Regions from separate parts of the Homo sapiens genome. Here region 2 is linked to region 1. Evidence: chromatin loops called from intact Hi-C (ENCODE). Cell type or tissue: Calu3. All regions are shown on one strand. Each heading gives the region's core, and the rest is flanking DNA. Links, peaks and the distances in the headings are about the cores only.

Region 1 (2,927 bases), core at 172-2,671:
CATAATAGATCCTTTTTTCATAGTCTACTTCAGAAATAATTAGATTTGTGAGCCATTCATTCATTCATTCGTTTCATTCAAGAAATATTTTTGAACATGAGTTATGTGCAAGAAGACATTGTACTAGGCACTGAGCCACTTCAGGGCTACCTTAGAGGCTGTTTCTACTTTCCTTGTAGCTCGGATTGTGTCATCCTATTTAAAATGGCTCCTGGTGCTTTCTTCTTTTCCTTTCTTGAGGTGACAAGATTTGCACATTCTTATTTAAGTTCACAGCACAAGTAAAATTAGAAAGTCATATGTCTCACATGATTTTAGATCTGGCATTTTTTTAAGGGGATCCCAGAAGGAAGGAGCATAAATCTGTCCTTGGCCAATTTGAATTCAAAATACTTGTTTTATTAGAGGCTAACTGATGTAACAAAGCCACGGATATATAATGGCTAACACATAAAATAAGTTTATTTCTTGTTCACATACAATTCTATATGGGTTTTTCTGGTAGAGAGGTGAATCTCCTCCAAGTGATAACTGGGACACCCAGTTCCTCTCAAAGTTGTCACACATGTCCACATCAAGCAGCAGAAGGAGGAAGAGCATGGACGGTCATACATGTGAAGTTTTTATGGGCTTGACATGGAAGTGGCATACATGTTTCTAATTACATTCCTTTGGGGAGAACTCAATCACATTGTCAGAGTCTAATTGTGAGGGAGCCTGGAAAATGTACACCACCATATTCCCAGAAAAGAGGCAATCGTTTGATGAACAGCTGGCCAGTATCTGTCAAAGTGTTTATATACAACACCACACACACACACACACACACACACACGGGATCCTGTGAATTACAATATTTATTTGAAAAGAAGAGAAAGGACTGTAAAATCTTTGAGCTTATTTCACTTCTGTCTTAATACACTAACCCACTTTTAACCTACCCATTTCTTTGAATTTCACGTACTTAGAAATTTAAGTTTTTCATTTCATAAAATTAAAAAATTACATTAGCAGGTTTCTTTTGAAATCACGTTCAGACTTTTTGTCTTATAAATGAGAAATGAGGTCAGAGAGGTTAAAATAATTTGCCTAAGATCCCACGATTGATAAAGCTAAGACTTCCAGAGGTTTCTTGATTTTTTCCTTTATCTTAATTTGAAATAATATCAATAACATATGCTCAAACCGTTGTTACCTGTTTTATATTTAAACCTTACACAAAACAATTTTTTCAAATTCATTTTGTAGAAAGTCTGCTGCGAATATTTTTTTTTTCATGGCTAAAGAAGTTCTTACTATAACCTTTAGATGGCACAAGTTAGCTAATCCAAGGCTTTTTTGTAGCTACAGTAATTATAGGAGGTTAAAGAAAAGTTTATGGAAAACTGGAGCACTGAATAATAATTTAGATAAAGTAGGGATGTAATCAGCAAAATTTCCTTGCATTTAGAATCATTATTCTGAATGAGATTTTATATACAAGAGGCAAATGTTTAGAAGATTTTTCGGAGGTCCTCTAATTGTGCCAATGTCAGGAATAATTAGAAATAAATTACTCTTGGGATAGATTTTTGGGTACAAATTGGAATTGGAGAAGCTTTTCCAAAGTGGATAGAATATAAGTCTGGGAGATAGGAGGCCTCTGTTTTCCACAAGTCCCCAAATACACAGGACAAGTTCTCTCTCCGCTGGCTTATGCATGCTACTTATTGCAGCTCCTCATTTGCTAATTATTTATCTCACCTGGGTGTTCTGAAGACCTATATGACAATGACTGAAAAGCTTTTTATGTACCTCTGTAGGACAGGGCTACAGCACAATACTGTGCGCTTATTAGGGCTACAGGAATTGTTTGTAGAATTGAATTCTCCCACTTGATTTTCTTTTTCTCATTCCTGTGCCTTGGAGGAATGCGAAAAAGTAAATCCTAGGTGTTAATGAAAAATGGTATTTACCCAGTGCCTCTTATGTTGCCCCGCCCTCTTATAGATGGTGTGAGGAAATCTGCTGTTTCCTGAAATGTGGTTCGGTTCTGAAGACAATAATTAGCTAAGGAAAAAAAATCATACACAGAAGAGGCAATATAAAACCAAAACACTGAGTGATTGTATGCACAGTTAGTGCTTTTGTTGTGAGCATGAGCAAACAGTTGTCATATACACCAAAGAAAGCAAAAATGCATTGAATTGAGGAAGGAGATAGTAAGTGTTCCTTTGGTATTCACTTAGAATGTGCTCTTTGTCCTCACTGTGTCTAATTTTCAAATTTCTATGATTAATGAGTGTTGGAATCTGAATTAGAGTTTGAATATGCTAACTTCCTTTTTCCTGACAATGCCTGTTTCCAGGTTTATGTAACAATGCGAAGGAGGCAAAGCAAATCGATGGTGTTCCTTGGCTGTGCATGGTAGGTCCTTTCTTTTTTTTTTTTTTTTAATTTATTTTTTTATTGATAATTCTTGGGTGTTTCTCACAGAGGGGGATTTGGCAAGGTCATGGGACAATAGTGAAGGGAAGGTCAGCAGATAAACAAGTGAACAAAAGTCTCTGGTTTTCCTAGGCAGAGGACCCTGTGGCCTTCCACAGTGTTTGTGTCCCTGATTACTTGAGATTAGGGAGTGGTGATGACTCTTAACGAGCATGCTGCCTTCAAACATCTGTTTAACAAAGCACATCTCGCACTGCCCTTAATCCATTTAACCCTGAGTGGACACAGCACATGTTTCAGAGAGCACAGGGTTGGGGGTAAGGTCACAGATCAACAAGATCCCAAGGCAGAAGAATTTTTCTTAGCGCAGAACAAAATGAAAAGTCTCCCATGTCTACTTCTTTCTACACAGACACGGCAACCATCCGATTTCTCAATCTTTTCCCCACCTTTCCCCCCTTTCTATTCCACAAAGCCGCCATTGTCATCCTGGCCCGTTC
Region 2 (2,927 bases), core at 170-2,669, 110 kb after region 1:
TCTATGCAAAGTCATATAAAATTATTATACATTGTTAAATTCCGTTATGTTTGGCTTTTCTACTTCTATGCATTTCCATTTGTCATAAATACCAGAAAGCTCACTATGATACAAAATTTACTAAAATGGACAATGATGTCAGAAACTCAAAGCAGAATACCCATCCCTGTGCAGATGCTCTGGAAAAGGTGGCTCTCCCAGGAGTGTTGATGACAGTCCACTGCCCTCTACTTGCTCCTGACTTCCCATAGTGCAAACACAGCCTTTTGTAGGTATCTCCATGGTGTGTAAGAAAAATCTGTTTCCTACATTTGTATGGGAGAATATCTGCATTAGCAAAAGCAATGCTTTATTTATAAGGGAAACTACTCAGGTCAGCCATGATTTTCCTGATAATCTAGGACAAATTACTATGGGGAGAAATTTTTTGTTGTTTTTGCATGATTATAATTTATCCTTGACAGTTAAGCTCACTTGGTTTTTCAGGCAGTCAGTTAATAAATTTCCTGGGACCTGGACCCAAGCTCTTTGGGTGGGGATGGGGGATCTATGTCTTATTTTCCCCCCTGTATTCCCAGTGCCTAGGATAGTGCATGAAACATGGTGGATTTTCAATAAATATTTGTGCAATAAATGGATAAATGAGTTATTACCATTTGCTGAGAATTGGTACCTAAAGTTTCAGGAAAAGTAGGATCAGTGTTTTACCTAATGGAGCTAAAAATGTATGAAGCAGAGTAACAAGGTATATCTGAGAAACACAGCAAAATCAGTAAGATGTTAGTAAAAGAAAAATGATGTTGAGCAAGTGAGTCCAGGAGTGCAGAGGCTATGAGGTATAAAGCAGATTCGCCAGAAGAGGTGGGTTCTCCACTGCATTTTGAAGAAGACGAGATACATGGGTTGCCAGGAAAAGGAAGCTGTTTCTAGGCAGAAAGCAGCTCACATTAGAAAATGCTGATAAGACAAAACTGGTTTCCATGAGAAGAATGGCAGACAGATGGCGTCAGCACAGCTGCCGGGGCTCTGTGTGAGGAGCCTGGTGCAGTGCCTGGTTGAAGAGGATCATGAAATGCTAGATCTGTCGTGAACAAAATTCAAGGCCTTAAAGGCAGGATTAGAGAGTCTGGATTGAACAACATAAGGAGTCTCTCTGAACTATGTAGACAGAGCCTAATGTTAACATTACCAAAGAACAAAATAATAGATTGTGCTTCCTAAAATACCATAACACATTTCGTCATTCTAATACATTAACAATAGCTAATGGCAATATTTGGTGATTCCCTCATTTTTCAAAAATGTGCCCACGTGCTCCCTCCTAGTGATTTATACTATTGTAGGTCCCTCTCTTGCTGACTTTGGCACCGTTAGTTGCTTTAAATAACACAGGCTAATCTTTGCTCAGCTCTTCTAGCCTCTTTATCACACCGACCCCCACGTCTAGGGAACCGCACATTTGATTTTCTCTCAAAGTTAATGGAGACAACTTTGTCCACATCTCTGTGGTGTCCATTAAGTCCCTGCTTAGGCCCTCATTCTCTATGTTTTTGGCTCCTTCCCTTCAGTCTGACTCATATTTCCCAAACCCCTGACTCATGCTGCTTTCTCTCTCTTATGCAACATTTTAATCTCTGCAATGTTCTTTCCATAATTTGATAACTTACCACAACATGGAGTCCCTTTAGCATGTTTTCATGGGCAAAAATTATCTGCACCTTGAATGGTGTTGAGTACCATTTAGACTTTTATAATTTGTGCTGCTTTTGGTTTAAGAAATAATTTAGAACTACTTTTGAATAAGCCACTGTAGACTAGTGATGAGAATGCACTAGTAATAGGACAAAGAAGACTGAAATTATTTTGAATCTGTCACTCCCTGTGTGATCTAGGGTCATGGTATCAATTTTTTCTCTTTGTTTCTCCATCTCTGAAATAGAGAGTCTATCCTCAACAATAACACACAGATTTTTAAAAGTATTCAGATTCTTCACAATATACTTTTTTTGTTTCCAGACTGTAAACCCCTGGAGTAAAATAACCGTATCTTTACTAGTTCTGTGTGGGGCACTGTGCATGCTTTGCAAATATTATTTAATGGTGCTATCCTGTGAACTCTTGTGGTTAAAGAAAAGATAGTGGTTAAATTCAAGTTGGTGATACTTCTTGATCTGTGTGGATTTAAAACCTTATTATACCTAGCTTCCTCAATCAAACTGATTTAATCTCATAAATGGAGTAAAGTAGAAAAATGGTCAAGGTAAAGGATTCATGTTTGTTAGAAGGAAGAGCTTCTTTACCATTGGCCTCCTTCCTCCCAACATTCTTAATGATTTAGATACCCACCTGCTCAAAATGATTGCTCCCAATCCTTTCTAGAGACAGGGTGATAAACTAGTTCCTACCAAAGTACTCTTTTTACTTACTCTCTGAAACTTTTTAAATAAAAGGGACTCACTGAGTGAAGGTCTTAGAGGTATTTGGAGTATTTTGTTTTTCAATATAATCCTGGAAGGTAAGAATTACTTCAGCAAGACCTGAGGGCACTGAAGTTTACTACTGTTTTACTCATCCAGTATTTGCTATTGATAATGATAACCTGAGTAATTAATATAATAAATTATGTAGATTGAAATCTGATTTAGAAAAAAGTATATAATATTTTATACAGATTCATATACAAACTTGGTAACATTCTAAAATTAATTGGTATAAAAATAGGTAAATTCTTAGCAATATAAAAAGATCTATTATTTGATTGGGAAGGCAGAATTACAAAGCTTCTTATTTAATCCTAATAGCCCTGTGGAAGAGGTAGTTACTTCATCCACAGTTTACAGATGAAGAAAAAAAAGGATGTCACTGAAATGTAGACTCAGTTGAGGGAACTTGCCCAGGGTCACACAGAGCAGAGATTCAAACACCAG

The links. Hi-C counts contacts between places; a loop is a spot of excess contacts. Peaks named below come from ENCODE experiments on the same cell type or tissue, not always from the same donor. Only the 100,000 strongest peaks of a DNase experiment are listed, where the experiment ranks them.
Region 2: it touches region 1 in a loop (6-fold over the local background); 2 of 110 quality-filtered maps call a loop at or near these places.

Annotation. Positions count from the first base shown.
Region 1 is chr2:55,770,507-55,773,433 of GRCh38, forward strand. LOC107985811 (a long non-coding RNA gene) reads left to right here. Exons shown (of 3, transcript XR_001739192.2): 3 at 2,348-2,875. Among named protein-coding and RNA genes, the nearest start is that of PNPT1, 78 kb to the left of the region's middle. In Calu3, for the core only: a CTCF peak has its summit at 1,315; a DNase peak (open chromatin) is centred at 1,985.
Region 2 is chr2:55,884,301-55,887,227 of GRCh38, forward strand. All of the region lies in intron 5 of EFEMP1 (EGF containing fibulin extracellular matrix protein 1), which reads right to left. Among named protein-coding and RNA genes, the nearest start is that of EFEMP1, 38 kb to the right of the region's middle. In Calu3, for the core only: no CTCF peak of the experiment used is centred there; a DNase peak (open chromatin) is centred at 1,591.